Linked DNA regions of Homo sapiens: region 2 is linked to region 1. Evidence: chromatin contacts called from ENCODE Hi-C or POLR2A ChIA-PET data. All regions are on one chromosome and are shown on one strand. Each heading gives the region's core, a stretch centred on a gene start or an enhancer-like site at or near the end of the contact. The rest is flanking DNA. Distances are from core to core; before and after follow the strand shown. Region 1 overlaps CBFA2T3 (CBFA2/RUNX1 partner transcriptional co-repressor 3). Region 2 holds the start of ACSF3 (acyl-CoA synthetase family member 3).

Evidence for each region. A loop is a pair of places that touch in the nucleus more often than their neighbours do. ChIA-PET counts read pairs that join two places held with the same protein, here RNA polymerase II (POLR2A). Pooled maps may share reads with other maps.
Region 2: a map with no recorded cell type shows a loop between it and region 1 (2.6-fold over the local background). The contact joins the promoter of ACSF3 here to the enhancer-like site in region 1. A Hi-C loop is called at or near these places in 2 of 168 maps with a recorded cell type or tissue (CD14-positive monocyte and sigmoid colon), 2 of 37 single-sample maps with no recorded cell type and 5 of 50 pooled maps. POLR2A ChIA-PET finds 5 or more read pairs at or near these places in 2 of 52 experiments (GM10248 and WTC11).

Annotation. Positions count from the first base shown.
Region 1 is chr16:88,919,647-88,924,279 of GRCh38, forward strand. All of the region lies in intron 1 of CBFA2T3 (CBFA2/RUNX1 partner transcriptional co-repressor 3), which reads right to left. Among named protein-coding and RNA genes, the nearest start is that of CBFA2T3, 55 kb to the right of the region's middle. RefSeq lists enhancers at 2,054-2,133, 3,339-4,246, 4,247-4,633. Within about 2 kb of position 2,030, at least 21 of the 41 ENCODE cell types and tissues checked have a DNase peak (open chromatin) inside an H3K27ac peak, as active enhancers do; they include CD14-positive monocyte, where a contact is called at or near this core.
Region 2 is chr16:89,091,684-89,096,316 of GRCh38, forward strand. It overlaps ACSF3 (acyl-CoA synthetase family member 3), which reads left to right and starts at 2,169. Exons shown (of 11, transcript NM_001243279.3): 1 at 2,169-2,313. RefSeq lists a silencer at 1,933-2,342 and enhancers at 2,763-2,952, 4,172-4,341.

The DNA of each region.
Region 1 (4,633 bases), core at 780-3,279:
CCAGAGCAGCCTCTCCGCGGAGTCCCCGGGCGGGACCCCAGTTACTTCTGAGCACGTGCAGTCTGGTGCATGTTTACTCTAAAAAGAAAGACAAGGATGGTGCCTACAAGAGGAACTGTTGGAAAGTCAGTGTCGCTCCACGTAATCCGTGGACACTGTTTCAATGCAGGTCTGGAGGCCGCATCAGACCCCGCCCCACACTGCAACTCCTGGGCCTCGGTTCCTTCATCTGCACAAAGGGGCCAATGATAGCGTCTCCCTGGAGAGTTACCTTGGGAAGCAGCATGAGAATTGATGAGAATTAAAGCGATTTACAAGTGCAGGCATACAGCAAGTGCTCAATTAGTGCCAGTCTGTAAACCAGCAGCTTCCCGAGCACTCTGCTCAAGGATTCAACCCGCTCCCTGGGGTGGGCGTTCCTGCCTCCCTCCTTCCCCAGATAGTGAAAGGGTCAGGCGGTGTGCGCCCGAGGCCTGCCGTCCTCCCACACCAGGGACTCGCAAGTCAGCTGACCAGTGAAGCTTGTGCAACGGTGGAATGTTCTAGGCCCATGCACTGACAGTCGCTGGAGCCCCAACTGGCTGCCAAGTACTTGAAAGGAAGCCCTATGAGGGGAGAACTGAATTTTACATTTTATCTTCTTTTTTTGAGATGGAGTCTCGCTCTGTCACCCAGGCTGAAGTGCAGAGGCATGATCTCGCCTCACTGCAACCTCTGCCTCTCAGGTTCAAGTGATTCTTGTGCCTCAGCCTCCCGAGTAGCTGAGGTTACAGGTGCCCACCACCATACCCGGCCAATTTTTTTTTTTTTTTTTTTTAAATAGAGACTGGGTTTCACCATGTTGGCCAGGCTGGTCTCGAACTCCTGACCTCAAGTGATCCGCCCACCTCGGCTTCTCAAAGTGCTGGGATTACAGGCGGAAGCCACCACCCCTGGCCAGGAATATTTCATCTTAATTAATTCAAACTCCAACGGCCACAGGTGGTGCATGGTGACGGAGTGGCAGGAGGCCCCACCACGCAATGCCAAAGGCACCAAAAGTGCAGGTGGACAAGGGCGGCCTCTGCCTCCCCGTGGGGCAGCCACACCTGCCTGCTCCTGGATTCTGCCAGGAGGACTGGGTCCCCAGCCCCTCCCTGCCCTGCCTGCTTGCCAGCCCCAGCTGGGTGGTCTTCCTCCAGCCAGGCCCACCTGAGGCTGCCTCCCGCCCTCCTGGAGGCCAAGCCCCTCGCCAGGGGGCTACATTAAACAGCAGGGCCAAACTCACTGGGGAGGCATCTTGGAGAGCAGCGGGACGGGTGTCTCCACAACCTGGAACAACACATCCTTTCTCTGAGTTTAAAGAAAACAGGCTGCTCTGGAGGCAAACCTTTTAAACAGATGTTTCCTCTTGGCGGAACCTCCCTGCTCCGCCCCCACCCTGGGCCTTCCCCCAGGCAAGGCCTGCCCGGCTCTCACAGGGCGGAGGCCTGGGGCAAGGGAGACCAAGTGATTTCAATTCTTTCTAGGAAAGGGGAGGAAAATATTTTTAAAAATGTGTTTTACAAGCCTGCCTCTGCCATTGTTGATGTAAACAGGTAAATTGTTTCCTGCCTCAATTAAAAACATCTGCCACATAAATGAATACCAATTAACTCATCCTGTTTTTAATTACTCTGTTAATTACACGCAGGCAGCAGAAAGGATGGGCGGGGGGAGCAGGGAAGCCGAGCCGATCCTCCGTGCCACGCCGCCCCACCCCAGCTTGGCAGGATCGGAAATGTGTCTGGCTGGTGACGGATGGGGTGGCAGGGAGGTGGTGGCACGTGGCCAGCCGGGATTTCCCGATCCAGGGCGGCGAGTGGGCCCCTCTTCCCGGGATCTCCCTGGGTGGGGTCCAGCCCCTGCCCCTCTCCTGCCCTCCCTCTCTGTCTGCAGCCCCCTGCTCACTTCTTGGGCCACATTTTGCTGGGGGAGGGAGGGGGGGCGGTTGGGGGGAGGCCTGGATTTTGTCCAGGAAGTTCTGCCTTAAGGCTGGGGTGGTAGGAGGATAAGAGTCACCCTAAACAGGACCCCTGGGAATTAGGATCCTGTCAGCTGCCATTTCCTGAGCCGTACATCCGCGGTGCCGGGGGACTTGCGGCTGCAGCTCCCTCATTTGAAGTTGCTTCCTCGGCGGCACCTGGGACGCCCCCCATATGCGCCATAGCCTTCGTGGTAATGACACAGTTTCTCGTTCGCTTGCTTCATTAAATGTCTACCTGGGGAATGGGGACGCCTCACCCCGTCTCACCCAGACCTCTCTGCGCGGCGCATTTTGACTCCCAGTTCACACGTGTCAAAGCTGAGGCCCACACAAGCAACTGCCTGTCCAGGGTTAAATCACTGGGACAGGCCAGGGTGAGCCGTGAGCCCAGGGCTCTGATTTCAGGGCTGGTGTCGATGCCACCAAACGTGTCGTGGCCAGGACATCCCGGGAGCTGGGTTCAATGGCTGAGGCTGGCCTGCGCCACACTTTGGGTGGGGGTACTTCCGGTCTAAGGGCATCTGAGGGTCTTCACCCAAGAGGGTACCCCATGCCTCCCTGGAAAACAGCCCCCACAGAAACTGTTCTCACCCTAGGTTTCTGCAGTCTAAGGATGCGGAGATGGCCAGACCTGGCTGGGCTCTCAGAGCCGGTCTAGCCAGAGTAAAAGTCCTGTCCAGCAGCAGGGCCTAGGATCCTCCCCGGGAAGACTGCTGCTGCCTTAGCAGGATTGAGGGGGCCGAGGGCTTCGGTGCACTCACCATGTCTGCCCCGGGCACCAGCGTGGGCGCAGTGGGAAGGGGCTGTATGGGCCTGGAGCATTAGATCCTGTCTGCCCTTTGCAGCACAGAGGAGGCAGGACCTGAGTCCCAGGGCCTGGCCATGCTGATGCCCGGGGCAGACATTCTGCAAGCAGTCTGCCTCTCCTATCCCACGCCAGGGCTATGCTTGAGGCCTTCCCGAGGGCGGGGTCAAGAATGCACCAATGCCCGGGACAGCAGCCAACCCACGCCTGTTCCTGGGCAAATCCCGCCTACAGGCCGGGTCCCAGCTTGCAGCCGTCGGAGGGTGGTGGACGGCCCCTTCCTGGAATCCCATCCCGACCTCGGAGACGGTGACACCACTGTTCCCGTGGCACAGGCTTTGCCCCTGCGTGGTTTCACATGGCCAACAAAATACTAACTCATTTAACCTCGGCAGCACCCCCACCCAGGAGGCTGTTCTGTTATATAATCACGATGAAAACATAAACCTCTCACTCTTCCCACCGTACAGATGGGGCAGCAAAGGCCCAGAGAGGAAGGAACTGCTCAAGGTGCACAGCGGACGGACAGAGCTGGGACCCGACCAGCTCTACACGGCTCTTTACAGGCCCCCAGCGCCCTCACCTAGCGCACCCCAGCTGCCTGCTCCCACCAGGTCCCTCCAAATACCCCACGTCTCCCCAATTCGCCAAATGTGGAGGGAGAGACGCGGGGGAGTTTGTGATGTGCTGAGATGGCACAGCAGGTTGGCGAGCTGGGAGCACAGCTTTGGGGTTTGAAGTCAGCGTCCACTGGTGTGGGCGAGTCCCCTGGCCTTGCTGGGCCTCAGCGTTCTCCCTGTGAAACGGGGGGGACCCGCACCCCCTCCTCATCGCACAGAGGAGGTGAGGATTCGGCGCTTCTGCCCACTGCCCCCTGCCTGCCTCCTTTTCCAGGCAGGCCACCAGGCTGAGCTGCTAGTTGCCTTGAGGTTTCCTGAGCTGCCAGGGACTTGCACAGAGACCTCAAGCTGAGTGGGGGCCTCTCAGACCTTTGGCCACCCATGTTACCCGCCACATCCACTGCCACCAGAAGGGCTGTTTGTTTGGGGCCTTTGAGACAATTTCAGCAACAAATGCACTTCCTGCTGTGTGAGCTGGGGAGCAACTGAGCCGTGAGGGGGCAGCTGGGGAGCAGCTGGGTTGTGAAGGGGCTGCAGGCTCTGCACAGCCCAGTCCTGGCGCGCAGCACAGCTCGGGGAGGGAGGCCAAGCTGCGCATCCTCCGCAACCCGGCTCACACATGTCGCTCCTGCTGTCAGGGTGGGAAGGCTCCGACATGGAGGTCGGCTTTGGAACTCGGGCTCTGGGCTCCTGGGCTGGACACCGGCACCGTCTAGGTTGGGGAGGCTCTGGGAAAGACCAGAATGCCGAACCCACCCCCGAGGACCGTCCTCTCTCAAAGGTGGGGCCGGGGGAGGAGCCCAGTCAAAGGTGAGAGGCCAGGCTCACTGGCCAGGACTTTGGAGCATAGATCACCACAGTGCAAGGACCACGAAGACCCTGGGATCTCATGCTGAGGGTGCACAGCCCGGCAAGGGTGCACAGCGACCCAGCCATGGTTACAGCAAAGACCGCGGGTGGAGGTGGGGGCGTGGTCAGGCAAGGTCACAGCAACCCAGCCAGGGCTAAAGCAAGGAGCCAGGGTGGGAGGGCCGCGCCTGCTGGGCTAAAGCAAGGACCCCTGCGGTGGGGCGGGGCAGGTGGTGGTCATGTCTACCCTGGAGGGGCTACACCTGCTGGGCTGAGTCCCAGTGAGCCTGAGTGAAGATCTGCCCTCTCTGGGCCCCGCCTTCCTTGCTATTCCCTGGGAGCTGCAACGGCTGT
Region 2 (4,633 bases), core at 919-3,418, 170 kb after region 1:
TGGTGCGGCCACTTTCACTCCCTGCGCTGGATGTTCTGCAGCCCTTCGTCTGCTAATGTCCACGAGTTTACCTGACAGCTGACTTCTCTCTGTTTTCTCTGCCCTCCCTTCCTGAAACTACCGTATTTAGCATATTGGATGCCTGCCTGAGCCCACTGATTTTTTTATCTTTCCTCTCCTGTTTTTCATCTCTCGGTCTTTCTGTTCTATTTCTAGGAGACGTCCTTTAGCCCTTCCCTTAGGGTTTTTACTCAGGCTGTTGTATTCTGACCCCTCCAGCCCCCCTTTATGTTACTGGAACGCTCTTTCTCGGGGCATCTCGCTCTGGACTCATGGGGGCTGTCGCTTCCCTTGTCTCCCTGAGGGTATTAACAGGGGGTGGTTTTGGGGGTCTCTTCACTCTGCACAGCCTGGCTGCCTGCAGTTGTTCTGCTGGTTGTTTCAGCCCACGTCTCTCTGGCTAGAGGCTGTCCTCCAATGTCTGCTAATCCCTGACTGCTCCTGCTTCCCACCTGCCACTATGATGCTGACCAGAGCCGAGGCACAGATGGGACCCCTGCTCATAGGATGACTGGGCCATTTCTCGGAGACTGCACCCTCCCCCCACTGCCACCCTCACAGAGCCATGGCCAAGGACCACGGGAGCTGTCACCCTGTCCCAAGTCCTGTCTCTAGGTGGGTGACGCAGCCTGAGCTCTTCAACTTCCCAGGGATAGAAATTTGCGCACACACGTCCTGGGGCTGAATCCTGATGTTAGACGCCCTCCTTACTCTTCCTACTGCCCTCGTCGGAAACACCATTCAGCCTGCTGAGTCCTGGAAGCAGACAGAATTCTGACACCAGATCAAGCCTGTCCCAGTGGCAGAGGGTTGGACTTGCTTTTTCTGCATGATACCTAGCAGGGTGGCAACCAGAGGCACTAGAAGTTTGGGTTTGTTCTCCCACGCTCTGTGTTACAAACTTCCCCCAGATCCAGCTCCTTCCTCCCAGGAAAACCATCCTCGGGCTCCTGAAGTGCCCTTTCCTGAGCTTTCCAAGGACACAACTGCTGCCCCAGCAATCATCACAAGAGAGGAAGATGGGCATGGAAAATAATACACTTACAAAAAAACTGTGCAAGGTTCTGCAGATAATTTTTTTTTTTTTTTGAGACAGTCTCACTCTGCTGCCCAGGCTGGAGTGCAGTGGCGCAATCTCAGCTCACTGCAGTCGCCACCTCCCAGGCTCAAGAGATTCTCCTGCCTCAGCCTCCCGAGTAACTGGGATTACAGGCACCTGCCACCACTCCCGGCTAATTTTTGTATTTTTAGGAGAGACAGGGTTTCACCATGTTGGTCAGGCTGGTCTTGAACTCCTGACCTCGTGATCTGCCTACCTCGGCCTCCCAAAGTGCTGGGATTACAGGCGTGAGCCATCACACCAGGACGGTTCTGCAGATAATTTGTACTACTGTTTGCCAGTACATGTCTTTGTGTTATTAGTATTCATTTTAGGGGAAAAACCCTCAAATTTCAGCCAACTGGACTTTGTGTTTGGCTTTAAATGTTTTCCGCCACTGTCCATCCAACAGTCTCGCTTCATATTCGTATCCTGGTTCCCAAGTCCCTTCGAGGAGAGATTCTCAAATGCGGTCCGTTTAAAATCACCCAAGAAATACAAAAATTAGACAGGCATGATGGCGGGCGCCTGTAGTCCCAGCTAATTGGGAGGTTGAGGCAGGAGAATCACTTGAACCCGGGAGGCGGAGGTTGCGGTGAGCCGAGATCACACCACTGCACTCTAGTCTGGGCGACAGAGCGAGACTCCATCTCAAAATAATAATAATAATAAGAAAAAGTAACAACAATAATAATAATAATAAAATCACCCAGGAGCTCAGCGTGCAGACCCCCAGCCGCAAAGCCCAGAGAGCCCCTTTTGGGAGGACGGGGCGAGGCCCAGCAATCCGCGTTGGGAGTGGTCCCGCGCGCCGTTCTGATCTGGGCAGCCCTGGGCTAGCGGAGACCACGGCGCCTTGCCTCGGCCACGGCTCACGAGACGCCCGCGGCCCCGACCCCGCCACGACGGGACGGGCGGGACAGGGGAACACGCGCGCCCGGAACCCGCCGCCACGGCGCCGCGCCGGGGGGACGCGCTTGGGCGACGGACGCGCCGCGCCGGGGAAGCTGTTGGGCGCCGGAACTGGTCCGGCCCGACTCACGACCCCGCGGGACCCGGCCGGAACCCGGCCCGACCCCGGCGCGCGCGCGGCGGAGGACGAGGAAGAGTTGTGGCGAGGCAGATCCTGCCCCGTGGCCGCGGCCGTCTCGTAGGTGCGGGCGGCGGGGCCCACGGGACCGCGGCGGGGTCGGCCGGGCGCAGAGCTCTCGGGGGCGCGGGCTCCGGCGCCCGCCCCTGGGTCGCAGCTGGGCTTGAGCCGTGGCCCGTGGCGCGGTCGCTTCCCCGCGAGCCGCCTGGGGCCGGGCGTCGGCCTTCCCGGGACGCCGAGCCTCTCGTGTCCGGTGGGGAGCGGGGCCCCCGCGCGGGGTGCGGGGAGAGAAGCTGTGCGGACGCCGGGCCCGGTGATACCGTCGAGCCGGCGGGGTCCGTGTTCAGGCATCCTCAGAACGAATCGTCTTTGGTTGTGTTTGGAATAAATTCACTTCCATTTCTCATTGGGCTTCAGAAGTCACCCTTGAAGTACTCCCCGTTTTAGTTGTTTGCTGCGTGCACCTTGCTGGGCGCGTGGGGCACAGGTTCACAGCCGGCCTAGCCCCTGAGGGCATGTAGATCTATGAGCAAGCAATGGAGACGTGCGGCCGGCCGTGAAGTATTTGGAAGGTACTGCAGGCAGCCCATTCCCTGGAGAGAGGGAAGGTTTAAAGGGGTGAGGCCCGGTGCAGTCAGGAGTTGATGTTGCTGTCCTGAGTCTAAATTCCACCAGGCAGGCCAGGTGCAGTGGCTCATGCCTGTAATCCCAGCGCTTTGGGCAGCAGAGGCAGGAGGATCACTTGTGGCCAGGAGTTCAAAGCCAGCCTGGGCAACATGGTGAGACCCCTATCTCTACAAAAAAATGTAAAAATTAGCTGGGTGTGGTGGCGTACACCTGCACTTCCAGCTACTGGTTAGGCTGAGGCACGAGGATTTCTTGAGCCCAGGAATCGGAGGCTGCAGTGAGCCATGACAGCACCATTGCACTCCAGCCTAGGTGGCAGAGCAAGACACTGTCTCAATAAATAATAAAACTGAAAAAGAAGAGGTGATATTTGAACTGGGCTTGGAAGAATGATTAGGAATTTGCTAGAAAGGGAACACGTTTAGAGATAGGAACACGAATTGTGTCTGGGGCATAGTTGTTGCTTTCCCATCCTGGGAGGACAGACATTCGTGTTAGGGCCCAAGGCTGAGACCTTGTTGAGGAGGGGGTTCACATGGTGGACCCAGGAGCACGGGTGTTACTACCGGTGGACCCTGGGGACCCTGCGAGCTTTGTAGCGTGAAGCCTGGCTCAGGCTGGTGTCCTCTCCGCAGGTGTTGGAGGACATAAGATGAGGCTTCCCTTGCTCTTGCTCCTTTGGCTCTGAACCATCTCCTCAAGGCAGACAGAAATGGCGGATTAAACTGTGGGCTTGGGATAGTTGTAAGTGTCACCTTTCCAGATGGCATTTTTAAAATAGTATTTTTCTTCCTAAAATGGATATGGGTTTCAAGTGTATTTTTCCTTTTTGGTTTTTTTTATTTGAATGTACTGCTCATGAATGCAATGTGAATGTCTGTTACTTAAAAATGTAATTTTGAAAATAACCCTCCAAACCACAGGTGTGATGCTGAAACGCATCCTGCCCCGCAGGCCGAGCACAGCCCTCCTCTGCCCCACGCTCTCATCGGGGCAGCCGACAGGAGGAAGTGCCGGCATCCACTTCAAACACAAGGTCTGGGGGGGCGGGGGTGTCAGGTGTGGTGGTGAACAGGTCAGGTGTCGTTTTATTCATGTTGAAAGCAGCCCTTCATTTGAATGCGAGTGTCATTCTCATCTAGTAATTTTTGTTGCGAGGCTCCATGGGGAGCACCCTGCTGAGCACGGCGCGGCCGTTTGTCTTCTGCCTGGCCTGTGCCGGGCCATTCGTACATTCTCACGTGAAGCCTGTGAGGCAGGTCTTGTTACTGTGCCATCTTAGCGGTGGGAAGTGAAGGGCTAGGCCAGTGAGGAAATGAGGACAAAGGCAGCAGCCGTTCAAGTCGAAGCCTGTGGTGACTAACTCTGCCATTAACCAGCACTCCAGTTAGGAGGGAAAAGATGCATCCCGCTGCGCTGCATGTGTGTTCCCGAGAAGCCCCAGTGCCTTAGTGGTCTGATCTCAGAACCTGATGGCTAGAACACCGAGAGGTCCTGCCTCCCTCCCCGAGGGCTGGAGAGCCACTGTTTTCAGTGGTTCCAGTACGCCTTCACCAAGGAGGCTGTCCTGGCTCAGGCACCTTTCTCAGCTTCTGACTAGAGTCCTTGCCCAGCCACGTGGTGACGCCGCTGACCTCGGGTTATCAGGGTGCTGCGTAGCAGGGGTATGAAGCTGGCTGAGGGTGGAAGCCCCTGACTGAACTGCATTTGTCTGGTGGGCAGTGTCCCTCCACACTGTGCTCCTGGTGGTGATGGGG